Regions from separate parts of the Homo sapiens genome. Here region 2 is linked to region 1. A link is a contact called in ENCODE Hi-C data. All regions are on one chromosome and are shown on one strand. Each heading gives the region's core, a stretch centred on a gene start or an enhancer-like site at or near the end of the contact. The rest is flanking DNA. Distances are from core to core; before and after follow the strand shown.

Region 1 (6,523 bases), core at 1,568-4,067:
GAGCCCGAATCGCTCTCCTGCTGAGACCTCTCCACGAGACCATTTGGTCTGGGTAGCAGGATTGTTTGTCTACTTTATACACCCTCTTCCCCCTTCCAAGGTAAATACTGTCCTGGCTATTTAAAATTGCCAGTGACAATGTTGCTTTTATAACAGGCCTGACAGGTTCTGTATCCCAGTCTTTGCTACAATTTTTGAGAGATAAAAATGGAACTGGAGTCCTCAGAAGGGCCTATTTTGTGCCCTGATGGCAAATGAATTAATGGAGTGATGTGACTTGCCTCCTCCCTTAGCCCACCCCCTAGTTCATCCCTAACGTCCGCCATCTCAAAAACATTCATGGATATAGGACCAGTGAGCTGTATTTCTTGATGCTCATTTTTTTTCCTGGCCGTTCCAAGTTTGTGTGGGGCAGAGATTGTTTTTCATGCTGAGTTATAGTCTACTGGAACTGTTACCTGACAAGAGTCTTTTAAGTGGAATTGCACTTGTTACTGCTATAATAAAATCCATCGAGAAGATGAACAGCCAGCCATTACAGACTCATCTCCTCTTCTTTTCAGGTGAAAGTCTCACACGTGGAAAGTTTTACAGCACATTAACATTTTTAATGTTATCCCAGGTTTGCAGTTTTAATAGCCAGGAGAGCTCTTGAAAGGCCGGTGGAAAGCCCTGAGGCAGAAGCAGATCAGAGCCCCACAAGGCCAGTCCTCAAGGCAGGCAGTGGTGTTGTGGCCTGTGGAATCTTCCTCCTTCAGTGCCTCACGGGCCAGCCTGCGAGGGGCTGGCACAAGAAGCCCTGTCTCCAGGAGTCCTGGGCCAGCAGGGGAGCAACTGAGGGTGGGGCAGGGCAAGTCTGTCAAATAAAGATGGGGCTGGGGAGCTCTTGGACAAGGGTGTCATATAAACTTCACCGTGTAAGTAACTGGTTTGAAGCCATTGACTCTAGCACGGTGTTAAGAAGGATTCTGTGAGGCCAGGAGCGGTGCCTCATGCCTGTAATCCCAGAACTCTGGGAGGCCGAGGCAGTTGGATTGCTTGAGGTCAGGAGTTTGAGACCAGCCTGGCCAACATGTTGAAACCCCATCTCTACTAAAATATAAAAATTAGCTGGGCGTGGTGGCAGGCACCTGTAATCCCAGCTACTAGGGAGGCTGAGGCAGGAGAATTGCTTAAACCCAGGAGGCAGAGGTTGCAGTGAGCTGAGATGGCGCCACTGCACTCCAGCCTGGGCAACAGAGCGATACTCCGTCTCAAAAAAAAAAAAAAAAAAAAGAAGAAGAAGAAGAAGAAGAAGAAGAAGAAGAAGAATTCTGTGATTCGTCTGTGCTCAGCAGAAAACAGGGCCTCTGTACTGCGGGTGCAAGAATGAGGGAGTCTAGGTGCACACGCCTCTCTGCCCTGAACTTGCCATCCATACCAAGGAAAGCAGACTGTATGCTTCCTACTCTCCAACCACATAAAGACAGAAAAACTCAGCACATGCAGAAACAGGGGCCTGCTCTATTCTGGTGGAGCCACTCCAGGCCCCGACTGTGCGTAAAGGGTGGATTGTCTCACGAGGCACCACGACGCCGCGGGCTACACCATGGTCTTCCAGAGGGGACAGCAGCCCTGGGATGGAAGTTAGGAGGCCTGAGCTCTCACTCCCTCATTCTTTCATTTTAACCAATAACAAGTTAGTGAGAAACTGCTCCATGCTGCGCCATGTGCTAGACATGAAAGCAGACAGGAAGAGAGTCTTGGCTTCTAAAAGTGTCTAGGCTGGTCTTCATTCCTCCTGCCACCAACCTTGTGCACTTTCGATGAGGTGCCTCAGGAGGAAATCTTGAAGTCTTCCACTCAACAGGAATGTATAGAGGATAAGGATGGGTCAGGCACCAGGCAGGAGTGGGAGACCCAGGGCACATCTTGACCTTCAGAGGCTTAGAGCAAGAAAGCAGGCAGGTATGTAAGGCACAGAGATGCTCTGTAGGAATCTGCAGAGAGAGCTAGGAAGAGAGGAGGGGCACTACCTGGGGACAGGGTGGACAGGGTGCTAAAGGAAGGCTTTGCAGGTGCCCTTGAGCTGAGCCTTGATAGGTGGAATCAGCACTCTTCATGCAGGAATCGGGCAACGTCAGCAGGAAGAGAAATTTCAGCAAAGTTCCAAAGGTGTGGAAATGAATCAGGCCTGAGCAGCCTCACAAATGTTTTTGTACAGCTGGAGGTAAGCAGCAGCAGCATCTGAGAGGAGCTGCAGAGGGGCAGGGGCAGGTCCAGGAGCCCTTGCCACAAGGTCAAACTGTGTGACTTTGTCTTGAAGGGCAGAGTGCAGTCTGCAGTCCCATGTTGTCTTAGAAAGCATCCTTACTGACAGCCTGCGAGACAGAGGGCTGAAAGGTGCAGGGCAGGAAGGCCCAAGAGTCTGCCCGTGGCTGCAGTCCAGGAGGGAGAGGACTATGGCTGCATTTCCACATCTGGCACAGGGCCGGGCACATAGCCATGCCTGGCAAAGACTTGCTGAGTGGATGGGTTAACAGAGAAAAAGTGGATCTGTGAGATGACACTGGCAGTGGAAATGGGGGAGGGGACATTGGTGCTCCCTAGGGAATCAGTGGGACCTGTATTTCACATGGGCATGAGAATTGCTGGCTGGGTGCCTGTCCTCTGTGGGGAGGCAGCCGTGGGGCCTATGGCTGCTCAGGGGCCCTGGGCATAAATCCCCAGTGTCTAGTCGAGTTCATTGTGCATGGTTTGACTCCTTTCCTCCCACCTGGTAACCTGGAACATGGAGTTTTGCCTGGGGCAAGGCCTCTGATCCATCCACCTACATGCTGTTCTACAGGGATGGGGCAAGACAAACTCTGAGTCACAAACATGTTCAGGCAGGGTTGGGGCCTGACCCAGGTCTCTCCATACCCCAGCCTCTTTCTAATTCACCATGGAGGCTGCATTCTCTGTAAAAAGTGGAAAATCATTGACCAAATCCCTCTTGACAACTGTAATATCTTTGTTGTGGTTTTTAAGAAACATTACTTTTTTTCTTCTCTTATGACTTTTAGCTCAATTTTATAAATGAATTAGTTGTTAAGAAAAAATAAACACTGCACAATATAAGCTGCAAAACAGCACCATTGTTCAAGAGAAGAATCACTCTGAGCAGCTCTAGCTTCCTCAAGAAACATCTGCCTGGCAATGCCGGTGAGGGGGCACATGAGGGTCATGGGCCACTGACTCCTCCCTGTGAGCCGGTTCCCAGGGGTGTGAGGAGGCAGTGTCTTGGACTGAGCATCTGCCACTTGCCCGTTGCTATCTGCTTCGCAGCAACCTGCTGCTGAGAATGTGTGTCACTTACGGATAATGGGACAGGCTCAGAGAAGGTCATGCGTTCTTAGCAAAGTTGAAGGCCAGTGATGAACAGGACTGCCAGAAGGGCTTGCATTTTGCACCCTGAGTGTCCTCCAAACCCTGCGTGGGTTTGGTCATGGCTGAGCAATGACACTGGAATGAGAGATACAGGACTACTTGAGTCAAAAACATCAGCGCTAGCAGGCTTGAGACTCCAAGCTTCCTGGACATTTCTGAAACAGGCCTTAAAGAGGAGAGAGATGAGTACACAGATGAAGCCCCACATTGCTATAAAAGTCAATGTCTTGAACTGAGTTGGAATCCACATCAACATGCCCTTCCCATCCCCAGAAGAAAGCAGAGAACGTGCTGTCAGGGCCCTAGACTGGCAAGGAAATACTTGCGACTTCGGGATGGTTTCTCTGTAATATCTGAGAAGGGATCATCCCCCAGGTCGGGCTGGTACCAAAGGACAGGCTGAATAGTTCAGACAGGATGAGAGGAAGGAGGTGCCGCTGTGGGTCAGCAAAGACCAGGGAGGAAGGAAGGCCCAGGAAAGAGACCGCAGCCCATGCCCCCCACTGTCCAGGATGGCCTCGGACAGGAGGGGAGAAAGTATTTCAAAGCTGCAAGGCACTGCACGTATAGGTGATGATGTTTTCAGTTGTTTCATAACCAGAATATTTTTAAAATAAATAATACTTCAGAAACATTCAAAAGCCATTTGGTAGCATGCTTAAGATGGAAAGGTTTGTAACTGAATATCTAAATGAGACCATTGCCCTGAAGGTATTCTCTAATTACTCCCAAAAGACAGCTGAAAACTGCTTTAAAAGTGTCTCTTTAGCAAGCCTGTGTGTCTGCACTATAAACAATCTAGTATATAAAGTAAAAACAGAAAAGGGCACAATGATGCAATAATAAAGTCACCCAATTAAAATAAACTAAAACAGGATCTAAGAAAGTTAGAATTTCTGAGTAACATAACCTCACTCAATTTTCCTTTGCAAAATTGACTGTAATAGATAGTAGTTTAATCACGAAATTAACAAAATTAACATGACTTTTCCAATATCAAACATGTTTCATTATTAGAAAAATCATCCTGCCTCATCCTACCATTTGTGTACTTAAATTTATAACTTCATCAGTAAGTTTCCATATTTCTCGCTCAAGGATTTGTTAAAATTTAATAAACGTCTTTGTTGATAAATATGAGTGAAAACTAAGTAGTGACCAAAATGTGAGTGGCAGGGGTTTGCCAGGCAGGTAGAGGAGATACAAAGTGAGGCGCTTCAGGGAGTTGGGAGTCCACTAAGGGCTGCCTCTGGGCAGCGGCAGCTTTGGTAAGTGGCTTGGCAGGTGCATCCTGAAATAAAATGCCACCTGATGGCTGTGCTTCACAGGAAGGGCATCCCGTGATTTTTCTCACATATCCTTTCATTGAAGTGGTCAGAAAGCAGAAAAGAATGATTACTGAATGTCAACCAGAAGACTTAGAGATCGGCATGGGAGGCCACTGCCTGGAAAGCCAGATCTCAGGGCTGTGCCCATCTTCCCCTGAGTCCATTCTTTTTTTGTGTGTGCTATTAACAGCTTTAATGAGATATAATTTATATACAATAAAACTCACCTAAAGTGTATGAGCCAATAGTTTTTAGCATATCCACAAAGTTGTGCTTCCATGGCACAAGTGTGGATTCCATAGATTCCAAAGATTCCATACGATCCCTAGATTCCAAAGACCACAATCTATTTTAAAGCATTTTGATCATCCCCAAAAGAAACCCCACATTAGCAGTCACTTCCCACCCTACGCCCCCCGTTCCCCGACACACTCACATTCCCCAACCCTAGCCAAACACTAATCTACATTCTTTCTCCGTGGATTTGCTCATTCTGGACATTTCACGTAAATGGAATAATACAAGATGTGGTCTTTTGTGACTGCCTCCTTTCACTTAGCAGCATGATTTTAAGGTTCATCCATGTGATAGCACGTGTTAGTACATCATTTCTTTTTAAGGCTGAATAATTTTTCACTGTATGGATATATCAAATTGTATTTATCCATTAATCAGTTGATGGACATTGGGTTGTTTCTGCTTTCTGGTCATTATAAGTAATGCCAATGCAAAAATTCATGAGCAAAGGTTTTTGATGGACAAATGTTCTCATTTCCCATGGGTATCTACCTAGCAGGGGAATTTCTGGGTCATCTAGAACTCTATGTTGAACTTTTTGAGAAATTACCAAAGTGTTTTCCTCAGTGGCTGCACCATTTTACATTCACACTGAAAATTTATGAGGATTTCTGTTTCTCCACATTTCTGCACTCACTTTTTTTTTTTTTTTTTTTTTAGAATTACAGCCATCCTTGTGTGCGAGAAGTGATATTTCATTGTGGTTTTGATTTGCATTTCCTTAATGGCCAATGCTGTTGAACATTTTTTATATGCTTGCTTGCCACTTGTGTATGTTCTTTGAAGAAATGTCTATTCAATTCACTTTCCAATTTTTTAATTGAGTTGTTTGTCTTTTTGTTGTTGAGTTGTAAGAATTCTTTATACATTCTCAATATTAAACCTTTATCAGATGTATGAAATGAAAATATTTTCTCCCTTTCTGTATGTTTTTTTCCCTTTCTTGATAATGTTCTTTCATGCACAAAAGTTAACTTTGATGAAGTTTATTTTCTCTATTTTTTCATTTCTTGCTCACATTTGCTGTCAAATCTAAGAATCCATTGCCTAGCCTGGGGTCACAAGGTTTGTTCTGGTATTTCTTTAAGCTGTATGGTTTCAGCTCTTGTATTTAGTTCTATGCTTCACTCTGAGGTTTTTTTATTTTTTTTATTTTTATTTATTTATTTTTTGAGACGGAGTCTCACTCTGTCGCCCAGGCTGGAGTGCAGTGGTGCGATCTTGGCTCACTGCAAGCTCTGCCTCCCAGGTTCACGCCATTCTCCTGCCTCAGCCTCCCGAGTAGCTGGAAGTACAGGCACCCATCACCACACCCAGCTAATTTTTTTGTATTTTTAGTAGAGACAGGGTTTCACCGTGTTGGCCAGGATGGTCTTGAACTCCTGACCTCGTGATCCACCTGCCTCGGCCTCCCAAAGTGCTGGGATTACAGGCCTGAGTTAATTTTTGAGTAAGGTATGAGGAAAGGGTACAACTTCATTCTTTTGAAT
Region 2 (6,523 bases), core at 1,774-4,273, 1.3 Mb before region 1:
GGGTCTGTAGCTCAGTGGAGAGGCTGGTTATGTTGGTTATGTGTTCCATCTCGATGTTGAAGTTACTGATCCTTTCAGGGAGGTCTTGGAATGAAGAGGAATACTGAGCTAAGTGCCAGAGTCCCTAGTGAATGAAGAATTTAATTAGGGTATTTGTTAGATGGCACAACAAAGGGGGTTGGATAGAACTTTGGTTGAATGGTTTGGTCTCTTCACAGGAAGACTGCTTTCTACAAGAGGATGGGTTAGTAACGGTCTGGAAGTGGTGATGGGTACGAAGAGCTCACTGCTTCACCCTCAAGTGAAGAAATAACACTTGAGAGGATTTAGGAAAGGTAGTCTTGGCAGGAGAGAGCCAGGTTTTAATTTGAGGAGGTCAAAGGAATGCTTTAGACTAGTTAAGTATATGAAAGTTTGTATAATGGAAAGGTTTAGGGACTGTCAGAAGATGAGGTCTCTGCCTTTCTAGAAAGCATATTCTCTTTTCCTTACTATTTATGATGCACAAATTATTTACACTACAAAACCAAGCTTTTATAAATTTAAATCTATAGATTTCACATTTTTAAGGATATATAAAGTTTCTATAGCTTTACCCATTGAGTTTGGGTTTTGTTTCCCCTACATTTCTTTCTTTCTCTTTCCTTTCCTTCCTTTTTTTATCTTTCATCTTTCTTTCTCTCTTTCCTTTCTTTCTCCTTCCTTCCTTCCTTCCTCCATTTTTTTGAGACAGGGTCTGCCCTCTGTCACTTGGACTAGAGTGCAGTGGCACAATCTCGGCTCGCTGCAACCTCTGTCTTCCGGGTTTGAGTGATCCTCCTGCCTCAGCCTCCTGAGTAGCTGGGACAACAAGAGTGTGATACCATGCCTGGCTAATTTGTTTTTGTATTTTTTGTACAGATGGGGTTTTGCCATGTTGCCCAGGCTGGTCTCCTACTCCTGAGGGTCAAGCGATCCACCTGCCTCAGTCTCCCAAAGTACTGGGATTACAAGCATGAGCCACCGCACCCAGCCCACATTTTCTGCTTTTTATGTATCTGCTTTTCTATTTCAGGACTCATATGAATGAGCAAAACATATCTTGAACACTCATGCAAAAGAGTGTAAGAATCTAGCAGAGGCTTTATTGGCCTCTGAGACTTTGGATGCCAAAGAGATTCAAGTTGTTCTTGAGGGGAAGAAAGAAACTGGAAGTGAGATAACTCTCTTCTTGATAGGGATGTATTACTAGTTTCATTGAAGAATGGAAGCATTAGTCTCTCTTTGGCAATGCTTTCCCATCCATTCTTGAGTTAGTATAATTCAAGGGTGTGAGATACTTTGTCAGTCTATTGTCATGATGACACCTATTGCAAATTAGCAACCTTGCAGCATGCATATTTAAAAAAAGAACAATCAGGATTTAGAACAGCTTATTTGAGAAATGTCAGTCATAAAGTTGAAAGAAATGATTTTATGGTTGGTGACTCTACTAGATGCGAATAAAAATTGTGCCCTTAGCTCTTGGGAAGCATTTTTAATTTGCAAGCTAAAATTGTTGAAGGATATCCATTATCTCTTGATATTACCATTTATCTTTTATAATAAAATATTATTTGGTTGTTGGTAAATCATAATTTTATGTACATCAATGGAAACTTAAGATGCAGTAATTGTGCTTCAAATTAACTGCATATAAAATGTTTAAATCTAAGAGTAGAGAGTTGTAATTCAGTTACAATCAGAATTTAAATGGTTATAACATTTTAAAATGGACAATAAAAAAGGCAGACCATAAGAAGTACCGTAAAAGATGTGGAGAAACTATAACCCTCATACACTGCTTGTTAGAATAAAAAATTCTACAGTCACTTTGAAAACCACATCCATTTAGTTATAAGCATATTTCTTAATTTTAATGTGTCATGTTTTAATAAAATATGTCGGAATAAAGACTTTGGATTGAAAAAATAATACTGAGTAGTGGACATGATTTGGAGAGTTGGTACCTTTGAAACAAATATTTTATTTCTATGCAAATACCTTTCTGTCCCCACTCTGTTACACATGAATCCTTATTTTAGTCAGGAATATAATCTTTCCTTCCCTTTCACAATAGAAACTTAATTAAATTATATATAAAAGCGATGTTTTCTGAACTACTTCCATCTTCCATCACCATGACAATATAACGGGTGGCTAATCTGTTATGAATGTGAGAACGCATTTCATTAAAAAAATTACTAAGTTGCCAAACAGGGAGGGTGGGAGGACACTTATTTCTTAAATAAATCCTACTTCAGAGAGCTTGCTGTGAATGTTCTGCTTCTGGAAGCAGGTATTTGACTCATCCAGGAAATCAAGGCTGAGAGAAGGGCTGGTGGCTGGTGAGCTGCTTTGTCTGAGAAAGGGAGAATTGTTACTGTGTTGAGACTTGTCTGCACTCTCCGAATTTGTTTTGGCAAAGAATGCTTGAGTGTTTACAGAGGCCCAGATGTTGGTCACGGGCAAAAGACAGTGAGCCATTATGGGGAGGGAGGATCCATTTTAAATCCCATGTGAAAGGGCCTATTAAAGGTGTGAAGAGGCCTCAGAAGAGTATAATTCAAAGTGGATCTCTGGATGCCTTAGGAGCTGTGAGAAAACAAAGGCCAGGATGGAGTGCGTTCATTCAGGTTAAAGCAATTGGAGGTGAGGACACCCGTGGGCAGAGAAATACTCCTGAGAGAGTTGGTTTTAAAATAAATGCTGTGTCTGGAATTGGTGGGTTCTTGGTCTTGCTGACTTCAAGAATGAAGCCACGGGCCCTCGCGGCGAGTGTTACAGTTTTTAAAGATGGTGTGTCTGGAGTTTGTTCCTTCAGATGTTCATATGTGTCCAGAGTTTCTTCCTGCTGGTGGGTTCATGGTCTTGCTGACTTCAGGACTGAAACTGCAGACCTTCCCGGTGAGTGCTACAGCTCTTAAAGGCGGCGCCTCTGGAGTTGTTCTTTCTTCCAGTGGGTTCGTGGTCTCGCGGGCCTGGCCTCAGAGTGAAGCTGCATACCTTAGCAGTGACTGTTACAGCTCATAAAGGCAGCACGGACCCAAAGAGCGAGCAGCAGCAAGATTTAGCACAAAGAGCAAAAGAACAAACCTTCCACAGCAAGGAAGGAAACCCAAACGTGTTGCCCCCACTGGCTCGGGTGGCACAGACACAGAGTGCTGATTGGTGCGTTTACAAACCTTTAGCTAGACAGAAAGGCTCTCCAAGTCCCCACCCAACCAGAAGCCCAGCAGGCTTCACCTCTCAATGGCACTGGCTGCGGGACTTTGCGGCACCTAGCCGGGGCACTCTTGCAGCCCAGAGGGAGCCCGTCCTCCAATCAAGCCCAGCAGGCGCCCGACGGCGGCGCGGAGTGCAGGGCAGCAGAGGCGCGCCCAACCCGGAACCGCGCCAGCCCTCCAGCGCCCTGCGCAGCCCGGGCTCCCGCCCGCGCCTGTCCCTCCACACCTCCCCGCCAGCAGAGGGAGCGGGCTCCGGCCAGACCCCGAGAGGGGCCCCCACAGCGCAGCGGTGGGCTGAAGGGCTTCTCCAGCGTGGCCAGAAGGGACGCCGAGGCCAAGGAGGCGCCGAGAGCAAGCAAGGGCTGCTAGCACATTGTCACCTTTCAATGCCATATAAAGATTGCTGGAAATTATCTTACAACTGTTATCAGTCAGATAAGAACTCAACCACCCTTTGCAAATTTGACTCTTGCAGGATCAGAAACCATAATTTGGTAGCTGAGGGAGGGTGGATGGAATTAGGGAAGAAGAACTGTGCCTGCCTCCTTCCCTTACTGCATGTGGCCAGACTGCGACAGGCCCCAGCTGATTAACTCTGACTTTGGGGCTTTCTTTTTTCCCCGAGACATTGTCTCGCTCTGTTGCCCAGGCTGGAGTGCAGCGGCGCGATCTCTGTTCACTGCAAGCTCCGCCTCCCGGGTTCACGCCATTCTCCTGCCTCAGCCTCCCCAGCAGCTGGGACTACAGACGCCCGCCACCGGGCCCGGCTAAGTTTTTGTATTTTTAGTAGAGACGGGGTCTCACGGTATTAGCCAGGATGGTCTCGATCTCCTGACCTCGTGATCCTGCCTTGACCTCCCAAAGTGCTGGGATTACAGGCATGAGCCACCATGCCCGGCCGACTTTGGCGCATTTTTATCATTACGTGGGGAGGGACAGTCTGTTTCAGTGCTTTGTCAATTAAAGCAGCACTGGGTTTTTTATATTCCTTGAGAATCATGTTTTCAGCCTGGGCGGAAGAACATGTACATATTTAATTGATAAGGGACAGTGGGAGATGATGTTGCCTTCTGATTCCCCTTGCATTCTGCTGAAAGCTTTCCTATCTGATTATGTTAAAACTCAGGAATGACCTTGTGAGAGCCTCATTCTTTGTCCTTCCTCTCATGTTGGTTAACTCAGGTTATAGCCTTGTTTTTGTTTAGTGTCTCTCTGTATTTCTCTCCTCGGTATGCTGTTGTACCTTAGTGCAAGGGAAAGACTATCCCTCTAGCTTTTTTCTGTTTAGGATGTATTTCCAGCTGCTTTCTCTGTTTCTTCACAATGTTTGATTTGTACTTTTGTAATAAACTGTTCTATAATTTATTGTGTCTATTTCTGCCTTCCCCACTTGCGGAGTTCCAGGAAGCTTCTTTTGAACACCTTTGCATCTCTAAAGCTAAATGGAGTGCTTTATAGGTAGGTACCTAATACATTTTAATAGGTATTCAATAGATGAAATTTCCTCATTCTCTCAGCATCAGGCAGAGCATTAGAATAGAGGGATCAGACTCTCTGAGGAGGGTTAAAAAATGCTGCAGAGAATAGGAGTATTAAGTGCCTTTTTCATCTCTGAAAATATCCTGGAGAGTATTGTAGTAAAAAGACTGGTGGGCCAGGCGTGGTGGCTCACACCTGTAACCCCAGCACTTTGGGAGGCTGAGGCGGACGGATCACTTGAGGTCAGGGGTTCAAGACCAGCCTGGCCAACATGGTGAAGCCCCATCTCCACTAAAAATATACAAAAATTAGCCAGGCAGGGTGGTGTACCCCTGTAATCCCAGCTACTCGGGAGGCTGAGAAAGGAGAATCGCTTGAACCTGGGAGGAGGAGGTTGCAGTGAGCTGTGTTCGTGCCATCGCATTCTGCACTCCAGCCTGGGGGACAGAGTGAGACTCCATCTCAAAAAGACTGGTGGAATGCCTTCCTGTAGGGGAAAGTCTGACTTCTTTTTAAGAAAAAGAAAAAAAATATAAGGCAAGATTGTGACCCAGGATAAGAGTATCTGTCACACAGAAGGATCTGTCAAATGAGTGAAAATTTAAGATCTCTAGCATGTGAAATTCTAAGGTCTTCTGGATTGGTTTCATAGAAGAAGCACTTTATCCTTGCTCAACCAGTTAGTGTCATTTAGGTTCAAAATCATATATATTGCATACATTTATTACTAATGAAAGTCTCTTAGAATTCAACCTTATGGGACACAGAGTTACACGAGTCTTTTGTATATGTATTTCTTTTCTCTTTTTTTTTTTTTTTTTTTGAGATGGAGTCTTGCTCTCTCACCCAGGCTGGAGTGCAATGGTGCAATCTTGGCTCACTGCAACCTCTGCTTCCCAGGTTCAAGTGATTCTCCTGCCTCAGCCTCCTGAGTAGCTGGGATTTTTGGTGTGCACCACCACACCCGGCTAATTTTGTATTTTTAGTAAGGATGGGGGTTTCACCATGTTGGCCAAGCTGGTCTTGAACTCCTGACCTCATGATCCGCCCACCTCAGCCTCCCAAAGTGCTGGGATTACAGGTGTGAGCCACCACGCCTGGCCCTGTATATATATTTCTTAATGCTGAAAGCCTTCAGACTTAACTGTAAGACTAGAAGAGGATGTTGATGGACTTATAGTGAGTGAAGCAGAAGCAGCAGCAGTTAAATCAAACTCATCTTAAAGACCTCTAGTTAGTAATCTCATCCATGTCAATTTTTTTTTACACCAAATTTGCACAGTTAAAACCCACAGGTTCCATAAATTATGTGATAGAGACCATGTAATTAAAGTGGATGATCATGTTTTTTTGCTTTCCTTTAGGAAGAAAGTAGTATTTCTGGGTTTTGTTTACTGAACACCTAAATGGAATTTTTAAGGTGAATTGATATACCATTAGCAATCAGATGCAGACTTTTTTGGAGTTAAAAATAATGAAATGGAGTATTTCATGTTATAAAGAAATGAAAAAACCTTTAATATTTTCCAGATCTTATGTTCTCTCTCTCTATATATGTGTCCAATATATACATATATATATTCCAGATATTATATTTCTCTCCTTAGATATATATTGTCCAGTGAATCTACCAAATGAGCAAATTAAAAGGAGATGGTTTTATGTTTCAGTAGATGGGTGTCTACTGAGTAGGGTCTATATTTAAATAAAAATGGTTATAATGCAAAAAAGCATGGATTATATGGATTCTGAGGGAGATGTATGTATAGTGAGAACGTCTCTGTGGTTGCCCTTTATTA

The links. A loop is a pair of places that touch in the nucleus more often than their neighbours do. Pooled maps may share reads with other maps.
Region 2: a loop to region 1 is called in a pooled map of psoas muscle, with 5 times the contacts of the local background. The contact joins two enhancer-like sites. A Hi-C loop is called at or near these places in 2 of 50 pooled maps.

The regions. Positions count from the first base shown.
Region 1 is chr2:129,052,750-129,059,272 of GRCh38, reverse strand. No RefSeq gene overlaps it. Among named protein-coding and RNA genes, the nearest start is that of LINC01854, 220 kb to the left of the region's middle. RefSeq lists a silencer at 1-83. Within about 2 kb of position 2,817, at least 3 of the 41 ENCODE cell types and tissues checked have a DNase peak (open chromatin) inside an H3K27ac peak, as active enhancers do.
Region 2 is chr2:130,324,816-130,331,338 of GRCh38, reverse strand. No RefSeq gene overlaps it. Among named protein-coding and RNA genes, the nearest start is that of TRE-TTC1-1, 9.1 kb to the left of the region's middle. Within about 2 kb of position 3,023, at least 2 of the 41 ENCODE cell types and tissues checked have a DNase peak (open chromatin) inside an H3K27ac peak, as active enhancers do.